Linked DNA regions of Homo sapiens: region 2 is linked to region 1. The links are chromatin contacts, found by Hi-C or POLR2A ChIA-PET in ENCODE. All regions are on one chromosome and are shown on one strand. The core of a region is the stretch at or near the end of the contact, and the rest is flanking DNA. Distances in the headings are between cores, read along the strand shown. Region 1 holds the start of EIF2B1 (eukaryotic translation initiation factor 2B subunit alpha). Region 2 overlaps ZNF664-RFLNA (ZNF664-RFLNA readthrough).

The links. Hi-C counts contacts between places; a loop is a spot of excess contacts on that map. ChIA-PET counts read pairs that join two places held with the same protein, here RNA polymerase II (POLR2A). Pooled maps may share reads with other maps.
Region 2: a loop to region 1 is called in a pooled map, with 2.3 times the contacts of the local background. The contact joins the enhancer-like site here to the promoter of EIF2B1 in region 1. A Hi-C loop is called at or near these places in 1 of 50 pooled maps. POLR2A ChIA-PET finds 5 or more read pairs at or near these places in 2 of 52 experiments (H1 and IMR-90).

What each region holds. Positions count from the first base shown.
Region 1 is chr12:123,632,072-123,637,510 of GRCh38, forward strand. It overlaps EIF2B1 (eukaryotic translation initiation factor 2B subunit alpha), which reads right to left and starts at 1,615. Exons shown (of 9, transcript NM_001414.4): 1 at 1,474-1,615; 2 at 274-375. The coding sequence starts at 1,486. It overlaps GTF2H3 (general transcription factor IIH subunit 3), which reads left to right and starts at 1,758. Exons shown (of 13, transcript NM_001516.5): 1 at 1,758-1,801. The coding sequence starts at 1,789. RefSeq lists an enhancer at 1,642-1,831.
Region 2 is chr12:124,002,584-124,007,989 of GRCh38, forward strand. The region is part of intron 2 of ZNF664-RFLNA (ZNF664-RFLNA readthrough); the gene reads left to right. All of the region lies in intron 3 of ZNF664 (zinc finger protein 664), which reads left to right. Among named protein-coding and RNA genes, the nearest start is that of ZNF664-RFLNA, 32 kb to the left of the region's middle. RefSeq lists enhancers at 4,032-4,081, 4,102-4,161, 4,382-4,441. Within about 2 kb of position 3,833, at least 7 of the 41 ENCODE cell types and tissues checked have a DNase peak (open chromatin) inside an H3K27ac peak, as active enhancers do.

The sequences.
Region 1 (5,439 bases), core at 365-2,864:
CCAGCCTGGGTAACATGGTGAAACCCTGTCTCTAAAATACAAAAAAATTAGCCGGACAAGGTGGTGCACACCTATAATCCCAGCTACTCAGGAGGCCAAGGCAGGAGAATTGCTTGAACCCAGGAGGCGGAGGTTGCAGTGAGCCAAGATCTCGCCACTGCACTCCAGCCTGGGTGACAGAGTGAGGCTCCGTCTCTTTAAAAAAAAAAAAAAAGAAAAGAAAAAAAAGACTATCCTAAGTCCCAGAGTGTTAACAGATGACTCTCTATATACCTTTATCTCTCTTCAAGAACTCCAGCAACGTCCGGATGGCAGCCACTGCTGAGGCCATGTCAGGATCTTCTTTCATCTGAGACTTAAAGTATTCAATTAACTCTGGAAAAAGGGAAAAAAGTGATTCACCTAATTCATTTAGCAGCCTATAAGGCAAGAGAGCTTGTTAATGACTGTTGACTTTAAGAAGCAAACAATTTAAAAAATACTTTCTTTTTAGGGTATTTGGTTTCAGGGATGCAATAAATGTTGATGGGAATAGAGAAAATACCACTTTGCTGTTTGCAAGAGCTCTTTTTTATTTTGAAAAAGCTACTGGTGGCCGGGCGCGGTGGCTCACGCCTGTAATCCCAGCACTTTGGGAGTCCGAGGCGGGCGGATCACGAGGTCAGGAGATCGAGACCATCCCGGCTAAAACGGTGAAACCCCGTCTCTACTAAAAATACAAAAAATTAGCCGGGCGTAGTGGCGGGCGCCTGTAGTCCCAGCTACTTGGGAGGCTGAGGCAGGAGAATGGCGTGAACCCGGGAGGCGGAGCTTGCAGTGAGCCGAGACTGCGCCACTGCACTCCAGCCTGGGTGACAGAGCGAGACTCCGTCTCAAAAAAAAAAAAAAAAAAGCTACTGGTGTGCAAGGCCTAAAAATTAAGCCCGAGTAAATGATGATGAAAAGTCATTCTCTCTTCAGCCTCTTTGGTCCTAAAATCTGAGAGGATCCCAGAGTCAACCATCTTGCCAATTTCTCCTGCACCCCTCCAGACAGTCTATGCTAATACATGTCTATTCACATACACATATATGTTACAAATATTATACATGGAGTTCCACCCACTCCCCTTTATTTCTTTACATGAAAAGTGTATTAGTTTGCCCTTGTTTTTCACTTAATAACCATACTAGATGAGCACATCAAATATGCCTTATTCATTCTAATTTTAATGACAGATCCAACAAGGCAGGAAGGAGACTGGCACTGGGAAGGAGCGTATGTGTGGGAGGGATGCCTGCAGATACTGCCAGGGCGCATCCCTGAAAACAAGAGCAGCGCGAGGGATTTAGTTGTGACTCTGGAAACACAACCAGCGGAGCAGCCTGAAATTCAAAAGAAATCTCTTCGGGAGCTCAGCCTGGATGTGAGAGGTTGGGGGGACCCCTGAACGGCGCTGCTGTAGCCTAGCAGCCCTGGCCTGTCTTGATTTACCCTTGTCGTCCATGGCGTCCTCCTGCTGCGGAGCCCCAGGGGACCCGAGCCGCCCGCGCTGTCTCGAACGGGTCCGCCGGCCGCGCCGCCTGCGAGCCAGTCTGACAGCGCGCTGCACACCTCCGCACCCCACTTCCGGCGCACTTCCGTACCCCTCTTCCGGCGCACTCCCCGCACTCCACTTCCGCAGATTAGGGGGCTGGCACGAGTCACAGCACCTCGTGCGTCACTTGGCGGCGCCGGACGTTGGGCTGCGCAGGATTTGAGACGCTCCCCTGACCACCACTTGCTCTGCGCTGAGGTGCTGGGACAGCCATGGTTTCAGACGGTGAGGACCCTGCAGGGCGGGACTTCGACTCCGGGGCTCGGCTGTCTCGGTCCGGCTACGACTGGCCAGATGGAATGTGTCTTTTGGGCTGGATAGAATCCGTTTGGTCTTTAGAGGAGTAGCCAAGGCATTCAGTCATTCATTCAGTAAATAGTTTTGGATCGCCTCCTGTGTACAGGCATTATTTTCTGGATTTTAGCAGAGATCGTGACAGACAGGGGCCTTAGTGGAGGTTACAGTCTACTGGGTGAAACAGATGACAATAAATAAAAATAATTTCGGCCGGGTCGCACCCCGGTGGATTAGGCCTGTAATCCCAGCACTTTGGGAGGCCGAGGAGGGAGAATCGCTTGAAGCCGGGAGTTCGAGACCTGCCTGGGCAACACAGCCAGACCCCATCTCTACAAAAAAAATGAAATATTAGCCGGGCGTGGTAGCGCGTGTCTGTGGTCCCAGCTACGCGGGAGGCTGAGGCGGGAGAATCACTTGAGCCCAGGAATTCGAGGCTTCAGTGAGCTATTATGGCAGTACTGCACCCAGCATGGCCGACAGGGCATGACCTCGTCAATAAAAAATTAAAAAATAAATTATTTTTCAAAGGATGAAAAGAGCTATGAAGATGATGTAACAGTACGGTCCTAGTTACAATAGTACATTGTGACTAGGATTGAGGAGGAGCTGTTTTAGATAGGGGCCTAGGAAAAGTGCAGGATATTGAAACCGACTTGAATGATTATGTGAAGTTCTGGGGGAAGTGCACTTTAAGTGCATGGGCCCTGTGGCAGATTGAGCCACCAAGTTACACTGAGAAGGGAGAAATGGAGAGCTTGCGGGTAGAGGATGGTGGGGAGACTCATTCATACATTAAACTACCACATACAGAGTCAGATGTCTTGAAGATTTAAAAGGAGGCTAGAGGGATGAGATCAGAGAACCAGCCAGTTTCAGGTCATGCAGGGCCTTATTGGCCGTGATAGAGAAGTTGGCCTTTATTTTTAGGTGCAATACAAAGACATTGTAGAGTTTTAAGCCAGAAAGTGTTATGATCTGGTTTGCAATTTTAAAAGATCACTGTGGCTGTTGTGTGGAAAATGGACTGTGGGGAGCAAGAATAGAGATAGGGGAGTCCTTTCAGGAACTGTAATAATTGTCCATCCTCTCTTAATTGATGTGAAACCATACCACAACCCTGTGAGGGAGGCAGGCCTGGCATTGCTCCTGTCTACAAATGAGGTAGCGAACTAAAGAAGGAAATTCACAGGGTCATTGCATGTGTATAGATGCACACCTTTCTTTACAGGCAACGCTTTTTCTGTCTGGCAGACACAGTTGTATTAAGTGCTTCTGTCCTAGGTGCTTTGTTGTGTGATTTACACATTTTTTTGTTTTGTTTTTCTATTAAAAAAGAAAAAAAGTGGCTGGGCACAGTGGCTCACGCCTGTAATCCCAGCATTTTGGAAGGCCAAGGTGGGTGGATCACTTGAGGTCGGGAGTTCGAGACCAGCCTGGCCAACATGGTGAAACCCCGTCTCTGCTCAAAATACAAAAAAATTAACCGGACAAGGTGGCGCACACCTATAATCCCAGCTACTCAGGAGGCTGAGGCAGGAAAATTGCTTGAACCCAGGAGGCAGAGGTTGCAGTGAGCCAAGATCGTGCCACTGCACTCCAGCTTGGGCGACAGAGCAAGTCTCCGTCGCAAAAAAAAAAAAAAAAAAAAGGTAGAGATAAGGTCTCACTGTTTTGCCCAGGCTGGTCTCAAACTCCTGGGCTGAAGCAATCTTCCTGCCTCGACCTCCCAAAGTGTTGGGATTACAGGCGTGAGCCACTACACCAGTTCTGATTTACACACATTATTTTATCCTAGGATTAGCAAATTCCATCATTTTTTAAGAAGTCCACAGTCTTAAGTGGGCAGGACTGGGACGAGAGATCAGAAGCACAACTAACTGTAAAATAAAATAGTAAGTGCTAAGTGTCATTAGAAGAGAGAGCTGTGGGTTGTCAGAGGTGGGCAGTGGGGCAGTGAAGAGCCACAGTCTTTATAGTCAAGCAGATCTGTCTTTAGAACAGGGCTTTGGCCTTGCCACTTGTTAGCAGGCCATATGTGACTTAGGACAAGTTACTTTCATTTGCAGAATACGAATACCATATATCATATTTCAGCTAATCTAAGATAATATTGATTATGAGATGTGCCCTTATTTAATATACCATTAAGAAAGAAAAAATGCTGCTAATCTTAATGATAAAGATACCATCCAGATGTCAACAACTATTCAATGTAAAAAACAAGGGGTGGGGGTCATCTTATAATTGATGAAAAATGGCAGGAAAATGTCCTTTGCTGGGTGGTTGTCAGGGTGGAATGGGATTTTGGGATTGCAGATTCCGGTGCTTAGTGCAGAGGAGGCTGGCATTCCTTCTGCTCTGAGATAGGGGAGTCATGAAGAAGAAAGAGTTTGCGCTGGTTTGGGGCTTTGAGGAGTAATTGGGATTTGAATACACAGAAATCAAAGATGGGGTAGAGATTCTCCTAATGTAGAAGACAGGACTGCAGGAAGCAAAGTACGGAGGGAGGAAAGGCATTACTGCTCTTTGCTATTAAATGAGCATCCTAGAGCCGGGCACGGCGGCACATGCCTGTAATCCCAACACTTTAGGAGGCTGAGGTGGGAGGATCACTTGAGCCCAGGAGTTCGAGACCAGCCTAGGCAACAAAGTGAGACCCTGTCTCTACAAAAATTTAAAAATTAGCCAAGTGGCTGGGTGTGGTGGCTCATGCCTGTAATCCCAGCACTTTGGGAGGCCAAGGCGGGCAGATCACCTGAGGTCGGGAGTTCGAGACCAGCCTAACCAACGTGGAGAAACTCTGTCTCTACTGAAAATACAAAATTAGCTGGGCGTGGTGGTGCATGCCTGTAATCCCGGCTACTCAGGAGGCTGAGGCAGGAGAATCGCTTGATCCCGGGAGGCGGAGGTTGCGGTGAGCCGAGATCGCGCCATTACACTCCACCCTGGGCAACAAGAGCAAAACTCCGTCTCAAAAAAAAAAAATAATAATTAGCTGGATGTGGTAGTGCACGCCTGTTGTCCCAGCTGTGTGGGAGACTGAGACAGGAAGATCACTTGAGCCCAGGAGGTCAAGGCTGCAGTGAGCTATATTCGTGGCACTGTACTCCAACCTTGAGACCTTGTCTCAAAAATTTGTTTAAAAATACATAAATAAATAAATGAGCATCCTGGGCCTTTCATAACAGTGTATACTCACAGGTTTGTATGTCTGTCTGTCACCTCAATTAGAGTATAGTCTCTTTGAGGGGTTGGACCCAGTATCCCCAACACCTAACACTGGTAGTGTGAAAGTTTGTTGAAGGATTAATGTGTTTGGGGTGGTGCGTGCATGTAGTCCTTACTACTGGGGAGGCTGATGCAGGAGGATCACAAGCCCAGGATTTCAAGACCAGCCTGGGCAATTTATTGAGACCCCCCCATCTCTTAAAAAAAACCCAAAAAACAAAAATCCAAATGAATGATTAATGTGTTGTGGTAGCCTGTTTAGTTTAGAGAATAGAATTCCTCTTAACAGTAAAATCTTGACGTAGGAATTGCTTTTCCCTCTGTTTTTTAACTTTTTT
Region 2 (5,406 bases), core at 2,583-5,082, 370 kb after region 1:
CAAGGGCAGGGCTGGGTTATGTTGTGGAGAGGAGGTAGAGTGTGCAGTGATTTGCACTGGTGGGGCTGGAGGAAAGCAGAATTAAGGACAATGCATCTGGATGGATGTTGGTGTGCTTGACAGAGATGGGGAAGAATGAGGAAGGAACAGTTTGAGGGGAGATTTGGTTTGGAAATGTGGTTGTAGTGCCTTTCAGCAGAGATTATGGAGCAGTCCAGGGCTAGAGATAAAAATGGGAGCCAACATCTAAAGAGTATTTTAGATCACGTGACTGGTGAGATTACTTAGAGGGTATAGATTCAGAAAAGAAATGGTCCCAAGCAGGAGCCCTGAAGCACCCCAGGATTTAGAAGTTGAACAGAAGAGAGGTCAGCAGTAAAAGGAACAAGGAGTGGCTAGTGAGGGGCAGGGACGGGCCAGCTAAGAAAGCAGGTGTTTCCAGCCCTGTCTTGGGGCCCTGTCCTGACAGAGGCAGGACATGTTGGGAAAGAAACATGTTTTCAGTGGCATGTTGGGAAAGAAACCCGCCTGCAGGGGTGGGGCTGTGGTATCCAAAACAATTTTAAGAAGGAAGATACTAGAACATGTTTGTATGAGAATGGACCTATAGCTAGGATGGAATTGACAGTGGCAATGAGAGGGAGTACTTACAGGATTCCATTTGGAGAAGGCCCAGGAAGTGCACTCATGGGCACAAGTGGAAGGGCTGGTCTTTCCTAGGAACAGGGCACCCCCTGTTGGAGTAGAAGGTGTGAATGCAGGTGGCCTAGTGGATTTGCAGTAGGAAAATGAAGGGCTTGCCATCTAATTGCATCTTTTTTTTTTTTTTTTTGAGACAGAGTCTTGCTCTGTCGCCCAGGCTGGAGTGCAGTGGCACGATCTCAGCTCATTGCAACCTCTGTCTCCCAGGTTCAAGCGATTCTCCTGCCTCAGCCTCTGGAGTAGCTGGGATTACAGGTGCGTGCCACCATGCCCAGCTAATTTTTGTATTTTTAGTAGAGACGGGGTTTCACCATGTTGGTCAGGCTGGTCTCGAACACCTGATGTCATGATCCACCTGCCTTGGCCTCCCAAAGTGACGGGATTACAAGCGTGAGCCAATGCGCCCAGCCTGCTTCTATTTTCTTAATCAGAAACAGGCTCTTGGCAGGTTATCAGCCACGAGTGAGGGAGTCAGAGGGAAGATGGGAGATTTGAAGAGAAAGGAGAATGATGAAGTAGCAATTTAAAGTATTGGGAAAATGTGTGTACTGAAGACTTTTGGAGGAATTTAGGGGCACTCCAGTGCCCATTTGAGATGTGTGGTCGTGAGTTAAATAAACCTGGCATTATTCAGCCACTTGGGTGCGTGTATGGATAGATGGAGAGTTGGGTTTGAATAAGGTGCGGTGTCACTGAGAGTAGGTGGGGCCAGAGAGTTCTGGTGAGCGCAGAGAGAAGCTGTGGACAACAGACAGGGAACAAAGGGTCAGGCCACTGGGTGCAAGCCTACTGCATGAAGTTCCTGGAGCCAGTTAACTGGAAGGGGAGGGAGCACCCGGTGTCCAAGAATGGGTTGCTTAACACAGATTTGGGAGGGAGCACAGTTTCTGGGGGTGATAGAGCTAGAGTGTGGCCATGGAAACAGTGATGATGACAGAAGAGAGAGGTGAACCTGGGTGGAGGGAGGGCATAAGGAACCCAAGCCAGCATGGAAGCCAGGAAGTAAAGACAAACAGGGCCACATTAGTAGGACAAAGATTGAAAGAGGACTGGAGGTCCTGAGGGAGCAAAGAAAAGGTTCCATAGGATTAACAGAGCAGAAAGCTGGAACAGGATGTTTTGGTTAAAGGCTAGAGTTTCACTCAAGATGGACAGATTGCTTACAGACTTCTGGACTTGCATAGGTTGGTGTTGTCAGTGGAGGCGGAGGCAATGTTTATTTAGCTTTGTAATTTAGAACACTGTTGTATTCTTTCTTACGGCTTTAGATTGTCATACAGGGATTTTCTAAGCCAGGGGTCCCCAACCTGTGGGCCACAGATGGGTACCAGTCCATGGCCTGTTAGGAACCAAGGCCACACAGCATGAGGTGAGTGGTGGGAAGAAAGCCAGTGAAGCTTCATCTATTTATAGCTGCTCCCCATTGCTTGCATTACCTCCTGAGCTCCACCTCCTTTCAGATCAGCGGCGGCATTAGATTCTCGTAGGGGCGTGAACCCTGTTGTAAACTGTACACGCAAGGGATCTAGGTTGCACGCTCCTTATGCGAATCTAATGCCTGATGATCTGTTACTGTCTCCCAACACCTCCAGATGGGACCACCTAGTTGCAGGAAAACAAGCTCAGGGCTCCCACTGATTCTACATTATGGTAAGTTGTATAATTATTTCATTATATATTACAATGTAATAATAATAGAAATAAAGTGCACAATTTAAGTGTAATGCACTTGAATCATCCCAAAAACCATCACCCCTGCCCCCAGTCTGTGGAAAAATTGTCTTCCACAAAACTGGTCCCTGCTGCCAAAAAGGTTGGGGACCACTGTTCTAAGCAAAGGCTTCCTGGCTTCCATTTTATTATGGAAAATTTCAAATGAACTCAAAAGTAGAGAAAAAAACAAAATGTACTCCTATGGGCCTGTCACCACACGAGTTGAACCCAGGTTAAGAAACCGTGAGCTTTTTGCTGTTCTTATTTTGTCTACCCTCTCTACTTTTTTGTTCACACAAGAAGCCAGTTTATTACTTGAGTTGGGTTTTGTTGAATGACCACAGGTCACATACTCGGTGCTGGCAGTCTTACCATAACATGCAGTCAGCATTTTTGAAAACAATGTAAATATATAATACAGTTGTCTATCTTTTAGTTTCCAAAGTTTGTTACTTCACATTTTGACTGGATGATAATTTATAGAATGTGTGTGTGTGTGTGTGTGTGTGTGTGTGTGTGTGTGTGTGAGAGATAGGCCAGCATGTCTGTATTATCCTCATTATATAAAAAGAAAACAGATGCAAAGTAGTGTTAGGTGACATGTTGGCCTGAAGTTCCAAGATTAAGTGGGAATACATTTTAAAGTTCCCTCTTTGCTGTTCCCTTCTCTTGGGAATGTTCTTCATTCATACAGCATCTGCCCTCCATCTCACATCCCCCGTCTTTCTAAAGGCATCACTGGCCCATCCCTACAACAAGCTGTCTCCATGCCAGCCCCAAGTGCTAGTAAGACATTGTCCTATACCTCCCTGGTACTGGGCTCTGCACCAGTGTGCCCTTCTGCGTACTCTTTTCTTCACCAGCCTGGCAGTGGGATGTTAGTTGCTGGGCGGCGCTATTCTCTTCCTCAGTTGGTGGTGACAGCTGGGTCCCTGTGCCTCTGCAGTTCTTGCACGGAGGTCATAGCCTTGCGCAGAGCAACACAGACGAGGCACTTGGCCTCCTGCTTAGTAGTCGGCATCTGCTGGCTGAACACTGTGGACATAATCTGATGTCAAGGCTGAATGGCTGCTAATTCCTTTAGGAGTGTAACTGGATTTTTCTCTCCTGCCCAGTCAAGGTGATTAGTCTTTATTTCATATCCAGCCTGTGTTGAATATAATCCAGTTCATAGTCCACTTTGTGGAACATCGATTGTAGCTTACCAACCTCTACCTCCATGTAAATAGTTGGCATTCCTCTGATGCTCTGGTCATCCCATTAGGGCTGCTGCAACCAACTCCTGCAGCCTCGGCCCTATGCTGGAGTGGTAGTCTCCCCTTCATGCAGCGGGTTCGCCTCTTCTGCCGCTAGAGTGAGGAACTTTTGGTCTGAACAGCCTTCAAGGGAAACCAGCTTCATTCTCCCAGCCTGTTAGTCCTGTACCCCCGTCTTCAGGTTCCCCTTTCTTATGCCGTGACCCAGAGCACGTGTTCTCTCAGGATATGGTTCTTGTATTTAAGACTCAGTTTTTGACTTCCTTGAATCTTAGCATCAGTTCTTTATTAGCTAGTTGCCCTCAATTTTAATTGTACTGAAATATTAGTACTGATTCAGTATTCTGTGGTATCACAAACTACAGGGAGAGAGGAAAGGCTCCTTTTCATGAAAGGTGAGGATTTGAGGTAGATGGGCTAAATTTTAAGCTTTCGTTTTCTTGGTTTTCAACTGCACTGTCATTTTGTTGTTTGAGTTCTCCTCCAGTGTGAGTCGAGTGCACAGGATGCTGGGGGCGTTCCTGAGCTTGCAGGTGCAGGCTCTGAGTTTGTCCTTGGCAGCCTTCCTCCTCAGGTCAGAAAGAGGGACTTGCAGTCATGTGGGATGTCCCCTTGAAAGCCCCAGTAGGACGTTGATTTTGAGACATAAGGGGGAGTCTGGAGTGAGAGATAGCCTTGGGAACGTGGTGTGTTCAGGATCTGTGAGCTCTGTGGGGTTCCATAACCTGTATCTGCCTCTGGATTTACAGCTGCCTCTATCTGTGTGGAAGAGTTGGGTGGGGGCTGTGTTAGGCGAGTCTGTACTGGAGATCCTTGCTGTGTGTTGGCCTTTCTGTTCTTTGGTTGGTCACGTGGAAAATTTGCCGGAGTTTCTTTTATCTTTCTTTTTCCTACAGAATGCACCTTAACCCCTCTCATCCCCCCACCGTGCAGTGAGACTTACAGACAGGTCTGAGAATTTTATCTGGAAGGAATGGCAGTGCCTGATGCCTGAAGAAGAACTCTAGTGGGAGGTCATGTTGGACTCCCCTGTCAGGGACCTTGGTATTGAACTGTTGCCCTTCTGAGCAGAGTTGGACTCTCCTGAGGCTAGGCTGGCGGAGTACCCTAACCCTGGCAGCTTGATTCCTGGAGGGGGCTCTGGAAGACACCCCTGCTGGGGTTAGCTTGCCAGGCAAAAGAGCAGAGCGCAGTGCTGCTGCCTTTGTCTTTTGCTTGTCGCTGCCCTGCAGCCACTGCCTTCGCCTGCAGCCACTGCCTTTGCCTGCTGTCCAGAGGCCTCTTCCTGTGTTCATTCTCCTGTGCTCAGGATTGACTGGGGAAATGAGAGCCGTTTCGGGGATTATATTCGTTTCAGTCACAGTTGCCCCTCTATGCGGTGGTCCTGGGATTAGTTTGCCATTGCCAGAAGAGCAGGAAAGGAATATCTTAGCATTCACAGATTTTTTTTTTTAACCATGAAAATTTCAACCATACACAATATTTTACAATAGAATCTTTTAGAGTAGACTATTATCTCTTACCTAAATGCAATGGTTACAATGATTTTACCACATTTGCTTTGTCTGCTCTTTTTTACTTTCCCTTTTTTTGTTTGTTTGCTGAAGCATTTTAAGTCACACATGTCAGACGACATGTCCCGTCATTCCTGTTCTTCACTGTGCATCTCTAAGGCTGTAGACATTGGTTTACATAGCTACAATGACATGATCACATAGTTAACAGCACACAGTGT